Linked DNA regions of Homo sapiens: regions 1, 2 and 3 are each linked to region 4. The links are chromatin contacts, found by Hi-C in ENCODE. All regions are on one chromosome and are shown on one strand. Each heading gives the region's core, a stretch centred on a gene start or an enhancer-like site at or near the end of the contact. The rest is flanking DNA. Distances are from core to core; before and after follow the strand shown.

Evidence for each region. A loop is a pair of places that touch in the nucleus more often than their neighbours do. Pooled maps may share reads with other maps.
Region 1: a loop to region 4 is called in a pooled map, with 5 times the contacts of the local background. The contact joins the promoter of GPATCH11 here to the promoter of MAP4K3-DT in region 4. A Hi-C loop is called at or near these places in 4 of 50 pooled maps.
Region 2: a pooled map shows a loop between it and region 4 (11-fold over the local background). The contact joins the promoter of STRN here to the promoter of MAP4K3-DT in region 4. A Hi-C loop is called at or near these places in 9 of 50 pooled maps.
Region 3: a pooled map shows a loop between it and region 4 (7-fold over the local background). The contact joins the promoter of EML4 here to the promoter of MAP4K3-DT in region 4. A Hi-C loop is called at or near these places in 6 of 50 pooled maps.

What each region holds. Positions count from the first base shown.
Region 1 is chr2:37,083,250-37,085,995 of GRCh38, forward strand. GPATCH11 (G-patch domain containing 11) reads left to right here and starts at 1,269. Exons shown (of 9, transcript NM_174931.4): 1 at 1,269-1,321. It overlaps HEATR5B (HEAT repeat containing 5B), which reads right to left and starts at 1,123. Exons shown (of 36, transcript NM_019024.3): 1 at 1,020-1,123; 2 at 40-187. The coding sequence starts at 165. RefSeq lists enhancers at 631-730, 1,201-1,360.
Region 2 is chr2:36,965,242-36,967,941 of GRCh38, forward strand. It overlaps STRN (striatin), which reads right to left and starts at 1,295. Exons shown (of 18, transcript NM_003162.4): 1 at 989-1,295. The coding sequence starts at 1,222. RefSeq lists a silencer at 976-1,785.
Region 3 is chr2:42,167,831-42,170,782 of GRCh38, forward strand. It overlaps EML4 (EMAP like 4), which reads left to right and starts at 1,523. Exons shown (of 23, transcript NM_019063.5): 1 at 1,523-1,806. The coding sequence starts at 1,782. EML4-AS1 (EML4 antisense RNA 1) reads right to left here and starts at 2,401. Exons shown (of 4, transcript NR_110584.1): 1 at 2,140-2,401. RefSeq lists enhancers at 1,105-1,244, 1,257-1,909 and silencers at 1,325-1,374, 1,475-1,534.
Region 4 is chr2:39,436,019-39,439,125 of GRCh38, forward strand. It overlaps MAP4K3-DT (MAP4K3 divergent transcript), which reads left to right and starts at 1,398. Exons shown (of 6, transcript NR_037875.1): 1 at 1,398-1,517. It overlaps MAP4K3 (mitogen-activated protein kinase kinase kinase kinase 3), which reads right to left and starts at 1,267. Exons shown (of 34, transcript NM_003618.4): 1 at 874-1,267. The coding sequence starts at 969. RefSeq lists an enhancer at 461-540 and silencers at 871-1,230, 1,301-1,520.

The DNA of each region.
Region 1 (2,746 bases), core at 19-2,518, 2.4 Mb before region 4:
TCACGTTAATGCAACTGGGAAAAAAGAGCAATACCATACCTTGTTGGCAGCAACCAAGACTTTATCAAGAAATCGCAACCATTCAAAGATGAAAACTGGTCTTTTTGCTTCGGTGATTTGAGCCAAAGCTTCTTCATTTAGCAATAAACTGTGGGCTAACTCCATTACGGAAGTTTGAAATTCACACCTTAAATTTAACAGAGTAAAAAATACTTGTAAGTATTTTTTAATGTTAAAAGTCAAGCTTAATGGAATATACTCACTAAGAAAAGTAGGACTACTCATTTCATTTGGGGAAAAACTCAACTTCTTTGAGGCAAAACCTGAGAACATACTTTTAAATGACAAAAATACAAACAAAAACAGAAGAAAACTACTTGGTAAGGAAGAGTGACTCATGGAGTGAAAAGAAAATTAAAAGAAATTATTGCCAAAAAAGGCATTATTCCAGAAGAAATATGTCCAGCAACACATATGTCATTTACCCGTTCTATAAATGAAAAAACTGAAGCACTAAGATCAAACACCCCAGCCGGGCTTGACAACCATCCTCCTCTTTTTCTCGTCCAGGGTTCGGTACATAGCACCTTTACCCTCCCGCGCTGCACCTGGCCAGAGGGACTGAGGTCAAAACACCCAGCACAGACATCCCGAACTGCAGGTCTCCAAGACTCTTCCTACGCGGATGGGTGGGGCGGCCAGGCCCGGCGGCCGAAGCGTCAGTGACAACACCAGGCGGTCCGGAATGCACCCGAGAAGCCTCGCGCGCTCGGGGTCTGGCTTCACCTGGCTACTCCAAGAACCGCAAGCGGCGGACCCGGGGAAACACCAAGAGGCCGCCGCAAGCCTCCGTGGGGTTCCGCAGGCTGTCAATAGCACGAGGCGGCAGCTCGGAACTAAGCACGGAGCCAGAAAAGGGAAAATGTTCATTACGAACTCAAATGTCTTCCCCACCCGTCTGAAAATGTACGTCGGACAGGAGTCCGTGCGTGTCAACATGCATGCTTCGGCGACCTCACCTCGTAGTCTGGAAGGGAAGATCAGCTGAGCTCCGGGGGTAGAAGCAGCCACCAAGAGACCCGGATGCCCCACCTCCCGCACTCCTACCTGCAGGAAACAAGGGAAGAGCGCTTGCGCGGAGGGCTGGTCTTGCGCAAGCGCAGTCACCACGTCCTCCTATCCCCACCCGCCGCGAATTTCCAATAGAGTCTGCACTAGGAAACTGGTGGGAGCCGAGGTCCGGAAGTCCGACGCTGGTCGGTGGGCGCATGCGCAGCGCGCGCTCTACGGCGCTGAACCGGGGCGAGCAGAGAGCTGTCAGGTAAGAGAGCTGTCAGGTAAGGGTCTGGGGACAACCGGTAGAATGATAAAAGGCAGAGTGCGCTGGCCATGACTACCGTATCACACCGTCAGCCACTTTTCCATCCGTGGGTGGTTGCGTCTGTGGGACGCTTGCAGCCAGGAGGAACGCGTGAGGGAAGGGATCAGCGGTTCCTGAGCGTAGTATTGAGAGTGGGACGTTTCTTGTCACATTTATACTGTAGGTCCATTTCTCCACTTGTATATGTAATGGGACTCTCAATATGTCTGTTTCCCGACTACGCCCCCTAAAAAAACAAAAACAAACCTACTCCTACAGTCTTCCCACTCTCAAAAAACGTTAACTCCGTTCTTCCATGTATTCAGGCCAAAAACTTAGCGTTATCTTGACATCGTTCTTTACGTACTACCTACAACATCAGCAAATCCTGTAAGCTCTACCTTCAAGTGTACCCCAAATGCGACCACTTGCATTGCTATCACTCTGGTACGAGCCTCCATCATCTCTGCCAGGGTATCGCCTTGTGAAGTTTATGCTTATCTTTGATGGAAATGGATAATGCTAAAGTATATTTTACCAATAGAAAGAGAGCTTTAAAAGCAACCTGTAACCCCATTCAGATGTGCCTGGCACTTTAAAGTTAAGTAGGTCTCTTAAAAACAATGTAATCCTATTTGCAAGGCACTATGACCCGGATTCTTTGTGGTTTTGAAATAGTCATTTAGCCATACTGAACCTTAATTTCTCCAACAGGAAAAACTCTTCCTACCTTGTAGAGTTGTTAGTGGTGGTTAAATGTGATAAAAATGTGTGATATACTGGGTAAGTGTTAAACCATTATGTGTAAAAATGCTGTTATTACCAATGAAGAATCTGAGGTTTAGAGGAAGCGGGTGAATTACCATAAATGCTGTATATAATAGTGCACGTTTTTAACTTATAATAAAAATAGGTAAACTAAACTGTAATGTTTAAAGATGCACACGTGGATGACAAAACTATCGAGAAAATGAAGGAAATGATTGCCATAAAAAACAGAATAGTGACTATTCTTAGAACCAAAAGAGAGTTGCAACTGGATAGGGGACAAAGAGGGCTCCCAGGTGCCTGATAAGGTTCTACTTCCTGATAACTTTTGCTACATAACAAATTATCCCCAAATGTAGCAGCTTAAGATAACTGTAATCATTTGTTATCTCACAGTTTCTATGGGTCAGGAATTTGTTAGCAGCTTAGCTTAGTTTAGCATGGACTTTCTTAAGAAGTTGCAGTGAAGATGCCAGCCCAGGCTGAGTCATTTGAAGGCCTGACTGGAGCAAGAGAATCCATTTCCAAGGTAGCTCACTCCTGTGGCTCATGAGTTTGTGCTGGCTTTTAATAGGAGGACTCAGTTCCAATCGTGTGACCTTCTCCATAGAGCTTCTT
Region 2 (2,700 bases), core at 45-2,544, 2.5 Mb before region 4:
CAGAAAGGCACAACTATTCATAGTTCTTTAAGTTCCTTTTGAAATTGGTGTGTATGCCCTGGAAGTTTTAAGAACAACCACTGAAAACCTATTCACCAATTCTGAATGGCTTGTAAAGTATCAGCCTCACTTTCATTCTTTTCAGAGCCCACAGTTATCTCCTCCCTGGATATACTTTATCTTGCAGATTATGCAAGGCAATGTAACTAACTTCAAAGTCCCTTTAGTTCCTTTTAAAGCACAAGAAAATCTCCCAAAACACTGAACATAAAATTAACCCTTGGGAAGTTTCAGATTCTGAGAACAGGAACCACCTCTTAACCATTCTCTCTGACTGCGATCATCTAGGTCCTTCATTCAAAATGCATTAATTGGAAATACCTAAAAGAAACGTGGGAGGGGGCCGGGGGGTCGGAAGAAAGTGGAGAACAGACATTTACATATATAAAAAAAGGGATCTGATATATGAATAACACTTTTGCCCAACGTCAACTTCTCGCCTCGACTCAAGGCCTGACACAACTTCTGTTGTCTTCTTGATCACCTTCCTTGAAGAGAGGGGCCAAAGCCGGCACGTTCTGCGGAGACTGTCTCTAGACCTAGGAAGGGGCACACCAGGGCAGCGGACGATTTGCTCCGCGTCTCTCAAAACTACTGCCAGCCCAATTAGTAAACCGAGAGGGCAGCCCTGAGATGCAGGATGGCCAGAGAGTTGAAATGAGTCTGGGAGTTAAGAGTGGGATGGGGCGGACGAACAGGCGTGGGGAGGGTAAACAACGCACCAGGAGCGGGAGTGAGAACAGGGTCGAGGTGGGGTCAGCGAAAGGCAAAAGGCGAAGAGAAGAAGGGGACGGGGCTCCGGGTGGGATGGGCGGCAGCAAAGGGGGAGGGGACGCGAGAAGGCTGGGGGAGGGGGAGAAGGGTCCGGGGCGGGGCGGAAGGGAGCAAAGAGGCGGGATGAAGACGGCCAGGCCGGGAGGGTCTTTACCTGCAGCTCCGCCCGCTCCACCTCCCACTGGGCTCTCTCCACCTCGAAGCGGGCCCACTCGTGCTGCAGGAAGTGCAGGATCCCCGGGAGACTGTACTGGGCTCGGGCCGCCCCCGCCGCAGCCGCCCCGTCGCCGGCCGCGGCAGCCTCCGCCAGAGGCCCGAGCCCCTTGGCACCGCCGGCGCCCGGGTGGTTGTTGCTGAAGAAGACGCCGGGACCCGCCTGCTCGTCCATGGCGGCCGCAGATACCCGGGGAGCTGCCCCGGCGCCCAGCAGCGGAGGCAACAGCGGCGGCAAGCAGCGCCTCCTCCTCCCTCCGCCGCTCCCGCCCACACCCCAGTCAGCAGGGAGCAGCCTCCTGGGCGCGGGGGCCGGCCGAGCCCGTGACGGGCCGGGAAATGGGTCAACTGCGGCGCGCTGGCGGCCCGGGGCTTGCCGGGAAATGTAGTCGCGGGGCGGGGCGCGGGCTAGCGCGGCCCGGGCGGCCTGTAGGGCTGTGCCTCAGCTTGGGCGTGGCCTCGGGCCCGCCCCGCCCCGGCTCGCCGCGTAGGGGGCCGGCTGGGCGGGGAGAGCGGGTTTCCTCTGGGGCCGGCTGGGCGCGGGCGGGCGGGTCTCCAGTCTTCCTCGCACGCGGAAGTTCGCGGGCGGCGCACCCTGTTGCATTCAAAAACACACACACACACACACACACACACACACGGAAGTTGTCACGCCAAGATACCTGCCCGAGCTGCACATCTTTTAAGGCTTCCTGGCCGTTCTGTGAAGGAACAGGCTCAAAGCGAGCTACCCGGTGCGGCCGCGGGACCGGGGTTCTCCCGCCAGCTGCCCTGCGTGCTCTCGCTTCGGCTTCGTGTTCGGAGTTTCTCTCACCCTAGACGCTCCTCCATTCTGCCAATCTGCGGGTCGCTGTCGCTCTTGCCTTTCTCTTTTGACTCGAGGGGCTCAAACCTGTTACCTGACCAGTTTTCATTTCTAAGGAACGCCGATCACCTTTCTAAGACAACGCCGCAGCTTTCTGCTGCTGCTTCCAAATTGTGGTTTGTTGACAGCCCATCTGAAAAACTGCTCCGTTGAAGTTTCTTTCCCTTTGCAGTCCTCCTGCAGTAAATCCTGTAAAAGTTTTAGCATCCAATAATAGATGTTCTGTTATTTCGGTCTCATTTTTCCTATCTTATTCCCGCTGATTTTTACTCTACTTAATTGAACAAATATTTTGATTATCGGTTTTCTCTTGCGCTGGGAATATTAAGATAAATGACATCGTTTCTGTCATCAAAGATTGGCGTATAATCAAATATCACAAAGGCTTAATTTAAAAGCTACACCACCTTGAAAAAGCAAGTTCCCTTTCTGCTCCCTAGCGCGGTCTTAGATATCCTGGCCCCTCTCCGTTTTCACTTGTCCTGTTCCCAGTTTCTTTCACGATTCACCTGCCAACTGGCAACAGCATCCGCCTACCAAAGGTACACCAAAGTCCTTTCAAGTTACTCTCTGTAAATATTTGCCTTCTCCGAAGTCTGACAATATGTCACTATAAATTCACACTACAACAGTGGCAAAAAGGAAGGCCCCTGAAAACAATTTAACAAATGCAAATGAAATTAAGCACTTATTTTGTCACCCTAACAAGTTATCTGAAATTCTTACGTTTTGTAGGACGTACTTGTGGGTTATCAGACTTGATGGCCATGAAAAAATGTAAAGATCTA
Region 3 (2,952 bases), core at 273-2,772, 2.7 Mb after region 4:
GCAGAGAGTGTGGCCTGAAGACACAAAGGAACAGCTGTCAGAATTGAGAACTTCTCAAACATTTACTTAGGCTTAATAGAAACTTATGCATATGAAAATGCCCATAGCAGAAGGAACATTGGGTAAATCATTTAAGTTTGAAGAGAAGGAAATTTTAGACACCGTTTAGTCTGTAACCTGAATTTATCTTGGCTGCGTTATGGCCAGTCTCCATATAGTATGGTATTCAGAAACAGGTCTTATATCCAAATAAGAAATGCAAAGTAATTTACATTTTTAGGGAAGATTTTTAAAGAGGCAACAAAGGGAGACGTATACCCCAAGAAGGTTTAACAATCCTTTCAATCATTTAATTCCTCTAAGTCTCTCTCATCATTACATATTTCTTGTCTCCCTTCTTGTTTGTCCCTCTCTCCTGCAACTCTGTGTAGTAGGACTCTGTTTTCCCCTAACTCAGCTTTTTATTATGTATTTATCAATTTATTATGTATAGATCAATTCAGTTCTTCAGTACCTTACAGCTCTTCTCTCTCTTACTCTAATCTGCACAACTGAGCCCCAGGAGGGACTTGACAAACCATGAGAAAGTCTTTAGAAGTATGGGAAATCGTGTTGGGGAAGGGAGGAAGAATATGAACGCTATGTATATTTACATGTTTTGGTTACATGTCCAGACAACCAATTTGCAAATGAATAAAGTGACGCCTAAATAAATTAGGTGATTTGACACTCTTGAGTCATACGGAGTTGGGCCTAGAACTCAGTGTTACTTCATTTGAAATAACCCTTATTATGGTTCCCTAGCAGGCCATCCTATAGCCTGCCATATATGGTCGTTTTGCACCCCTAGACGACAGAACGCTAGGGAGAGTAAGGAAGGCTGAGTTTTTGCTTCTACTAGGTTCGATGACCTTGGGCAGGTTGTCCTCTCTAAGGCTCTGTGTTTTTCTTCATAAGAAGGGTTAGACAAGATGAACTTTTGGGTCATGTCCAGCACTAAAATTCCTTGCTTCTGATCTGTCCCGGGCCCTGCGGCTGTGGCAGTGGTGGTATCGAGCTAGTCAAGAAGCTTCGCCCCTATTTGTCCCCCACCCTATTGGGGGAGAGGGAGAACCTCTCCCTCTTGGTTGCTTCTTTAGTGTCCTTGTAGGACCCACGTGGTGGTCATCTCCCGTCACGGGGGTCCAGTCTTGGCTCTGCGGGCTTCCCAGGGGCCACATAGGGAGAGGATCCTTCATGCATCAGAGTATCGCAGGCCAGAGTCTATGCCTTATCCCCACCTGTTTGGAACCAGCTTCCAAACCGTGGTCCCCAGCCTTCAGCAGGCCTACCGCGCAGGCGCAACCACCAGCCTGGCGCGAGGCGGACAAACGCCGAGGCCGAGGCAAGGTGAGAGGGCGGGGCTGGCAAGACCCCGCCTCCGTGGCGTCACGTGGGAGGCGGAGTCGGAAGTGTGACGGCGTGCGCGGGGCGGGGCTACTGCTGCGCGCGGGCGCGGGGGCGGGGCGGGGCGCGGCGCGGCGCGGCGCTCGCGGCTGCTGCCTGGGAGGGAGGCCGGGCAGGCGGCTGAGCGGCGCGGCTCTCAACGTGACGGGGAAGTGGTTCGGGCGGCCGCGGCTTACTACCCCAGGGCGAACGGACGGACGACGGAGGCGGGAGCCGGTAGCCGAGCCGGGCGACCTAGAGAACGAGCGGGTCAGGCTCAGCGTCGGCCACTCTGTCGGTCCGCTGAATGAAGTGCCCGCCCCTCTAAGCCCGGAGCCCGGCGCTTTCCCCGCAAGATGGACGGTTTCGCCGGCAGTCTCGGTGAGTACGGCTGGGGAGTCCTGCGTCTTCTGCGAAGGGTAGGAACTTTTTTCCTTCCGCACACAGCCCAGGCCCTGCCCTCCCGCCTGCCCCTCGGGGTGGCAGCGGCTCCACTGCACATGTTCCCTTCGAGGCTGCCGCCCCTCCGCGGACTCCGGTGGACTGAGGGCCCCTCCCCCATGTCCAACTCTCCTCTGTGTCAGACCCTCCTTTCCTCCCGGAGCCCCTTTCAGTGCGGGGCCCTCGTTCCCCCAAAGTGGGAACCCCTTCCTTCTCAGGCCCCCCGATAGCTGGCACACCCCTCCCCGTACACTCACGGCTCCCTCCACTTACCCCCCTTCAGAGTTGGGACATTTCTTCAAATCCAGGCTCCTCTTCAGGGTACAACCTTCCACCACCTTTCCACATACACGCCTCTCTTTCAGGGTGGGGATCGCCTTCACCCGAACAGAGGCTCCTTTTTAGGGGAGGGACCCTCATTCCCTCTTCAGGAAGGGGGCATCCCCCGCCCCCAAGTCTTCACTTTAGATTTGAAGGCGACTTTCCAGTATCCTTCAGAGTAGTAGGCAACTTCCTTTTCAATCCCTCCACTTCTCTGAGCATTTTGCAGTGGTGGAGAGACCTAGAAGCATCGGAGCATCATTTGCTTAATGCAGGAAAGGAAGAGGTGCATCTGTGTTGGGGGACCCTCTTTAAGAGTGAAAGCAGAAGTGTTTTCTGGTTCTGCATACATGCTGGGGAGAAGTGATTCTGCCCAATGAATCAATAGGAAAGGGGGCCTCTATCAGGGAAGGAAAGGATTCTCCATTTTTGGAAGATGTTGTCTTTGTGGAATGGAGAAAGGGAAGAGGTTATTAAATAGGCTGAAGTGCCTTTTCAGTGTTCCTTTCACCAGATGAAGGTAATCTTCTGGCTAGGAAAATCAAAACTCCAGGCTAGTATTCGCTGCCCTAGAAGCTGAATCTGGAATTACTATTCTTCGAGGCCATTGAAATCTAGTAAAAGATTAAGTTCAACTGTTAGAATGGTGAGAGAAACAGTTTCAGCTTTGGCTGATAACGCAGTTGTGTGATACCTACTGCTGGAACTGTATTTTGAGTTTTTTATGTGCAGGTAGCTTGTATTCAGACGCCTTTCTTTTACATT
Region 4 (3,107 bases), core at 148-2,647:
TCAGTTACCAGTAAGAAGATACACAACTAAATCAAGACTGCTGCCACATTTGGCAACAACCTCCTCTCTTCTTGGCAGTAACTGTGAGGCCAAGAGTTGAGTTGGCCAGGGAAGAGTGATTTATCTTCCCACATTTAGAAGTGGTCCCTCTACAACAGGAATGCTGTACCGCTACTGGACTTTGAATTCTAACCTTGTCAAACCAGTACCTTCCCTAAGTATTCAAGTCACTTTTTAAAAAACAAGTTTAAATGGCATCGCAGTCCAATTCGACTTAGAGAAAACAAAGTTGCTCTTTCCAAAAAAAAAAAAAAGTCATTACTCTGGAAAATTAAAAGAAACTGACAGGGGGATGAATAAGGCGCTAAAGGCTGAGAGCTGTCGATGGAAGATGGAGGTCGCTCAGCATAGTATAATAACTACCACCGAGGCCTGGTGGGCAGCAGCTCCCAACCTAGAGCGGACGACCCCAGGTTGGCGTGAAGCAGGCAGGTTTGACAACACCAGACCCCTGCTGTCCGGTTCGTCGCGCTGACCCTGCCAACGCAACAAACGCCCAGACCTTCTCTGCACTATGGATGAGCAGTGTGGCCTGCTCTCGTTCTGCCCTTCCCTGGAAATGCGCGCAAGAAGGGAGGTGGCAAAAATCATGTCCACCGGGGGGGCTCAGGTAAGGGCTGGGGAGGTCTCGGGGTTAAACATTCGGCCCTTTGTTCACCAAGGCAGCAGAGCCCTTGGCGTCCGCAGCTCCTCCTCCCCGACTGCTCCCTGGCGCCAGCGTCTCCCGAGGACAGGCGGCAAGGGCTCGGACGCCCAGGCTTGGCTGCGGGTCGGGATCCCACGGCCTCGGCGGCGCGCGGCCCCTGCCTTTACCTTGTAGACGTCGCCGTAGGTGCCGCTGCCGATGCGCTGAATCAGCTCGAAGTCCTCCTGCGGGTTCCGGCGGGACAAATCGAAGCCGGGGTTCATGGCGGGCCCCAGGTGCCCCCCGCCTCCCTCCCGGGCAGGGGAGGGGGGCCGCTCAGGGGGCCACACGGAGAGAGGGCGCCGCGGCCGGCTCCCGGCTCCCCCGGCGGTCACAATCACCCGGCTCCACGCTGCGGCCGCCGCCGCCGCCGCCGCTCCCCTCACGCCGCTGCGGACGACGACAAGCGGCCAATCGTCCCCGCCCCCCGCGGCCCGCCGCCGCGCCGAACCTGGTCACACCCACAAGGAGAGGAGAACCCTCGCAGCCCCTCGCTCGGGGTGAAACTCCAACATGGCTTCCGCTTTCGCCGCTCCTCCCCCTCCCCTTACTCCGGCTCCTCCAACCTCCTCCCCTTTTCCCGACTCCCGCCCGACTGCGCAGCCGCGATCCCGGAGGGAGCGCGCCAGGCCTGGCGCGCACCCGACCCCTTGCGCGTTCCGGCTCCGCGCGCCTGCCAGGCCGGGGCCGGCGGCGGAACAGCTTGGGACCCGAAACGCCTCGGCTTTTCTGCGGACCCGCGCCCGGCCGCTGCCGCCGGACGCTTGAAAAGGTTTGCCTGGCCCAGGGACCGGGGTTAGGACTAGCAGAAAGTGGCTTCTTTTCGTTTCTGATTCCCCTAACGACAAAGTTGGACCTTGGTCTATCTGGTCCCAGTTCCAAGCAGGTAGCATAGTGGTAATATCCAAGACAGCCAATGTCCCAGCCTTTATTATTTTAGAAGCAGCTACATGTAGGATACCATGGAGTGCTGCAGCCTTTCTGGGATTGCGGGGAGGGGTCACTAAACACACCGTGAGGAAAACCCCCAGGAAAAGTGAGCTGTGCTTGCTTGCCCCTGTCACCGACACTCGGACCCTTGGAGTTGGCCTGCCAGGGTGCAAAGGAGGGCAGGCCAGGAGGGCCGCGAGGGAGGTGTGTGCAGTGGGCAGAGCGTGAAAGCTCCGGGAGGAAAACACGCGGAACAGCTGCCCACCATCCCGCGTGGGAGGCAGGCAGAGCGCAGAACTAAAGCAGTGATTGACCTCCCTCTTCGAAGAGGGTTGGATTATCAAAGACGGGCGGGGACTGCGCAGGCTGTCAAGCAACCCTGTAAAGAAGGGGTGGAGAGTGGACTAGATCTATTACCGCACCTGAAATATAAACACGTGACGATCCGGAAGCTCTTTAGCTGTGACCTTACCTACCCAAAAACCCCACCCTGCTTAAGACCCAGATTGCGCGTCTTACATCTGAGCTATGTGGACTCCAGCTCCGATTGTTAATACTTGCCCAAGAAAGCTTGAGGGTAATGGAAGGTTATTTTTCTGTTCTCATTGAACTTCCCAATAGACATTTGCAGGAGCTTTAATCAATTAGGTGATGGCCACTTTGGCAATACCACGTTGGAGTTTTGCTTCAGAAATGCTTTCCTAATCCCCTTAGGCACCACACCTTCTAACCACTAATATTCCCTAATACCTCGTGGCTCCTGAGAAACTAGGTCTCATCAAACCTGTTAAGGATAAGTATAATAAATTAATAGTAGAGCAAACTACTTAGAGTTAACTGCTTCATACTTTTTCAAAAAATCTTTTGAATCCTTTTGCTCATAGGAAAATTGCATATGTACTAAATTCTCAAATTGTTTACTTTGAGTATCTGTTGACTAAATTGATGTTTGAAAATGGTTATCTCTTCACCTATATAAGTAGCCTTTCAGTTGTGTAATTTTTAATTATTAAATTTTAAAGCATCAGTAATATGAAAGTATCACTTAAATTATTGCCTTAGGAGTGCATATCATTGAATATCTTCTCGATGGATCTACCTTCAGGCTCTGGTATCTTGAGAAACTCCTGACTATAAATGTTATTCCATAGCCAAAGGTCTTGCTTTTGCTTGTTTAAGGTACTTGCCCAGGACCCAGATTACAGGCCTTCCTTCAGTTTGTCCACATTTGGAGAATTGTTTGGCATGTTTAGGCCAAGCGCAAGAATAATTAGCCAAGGATTCAGATAAGCAGACCTGACAAATTATCCCAAATGGAAGCCAGGTCTGCTCTTTTCCTCTGCCTTTTTTTTTTTTTTTTTTTTGAGAAGGAGTTTCGCTCTAGTTGTCCAGGCTTGAGTGCAAGGGTGCAATCTCAGCTCACTGAAACCTC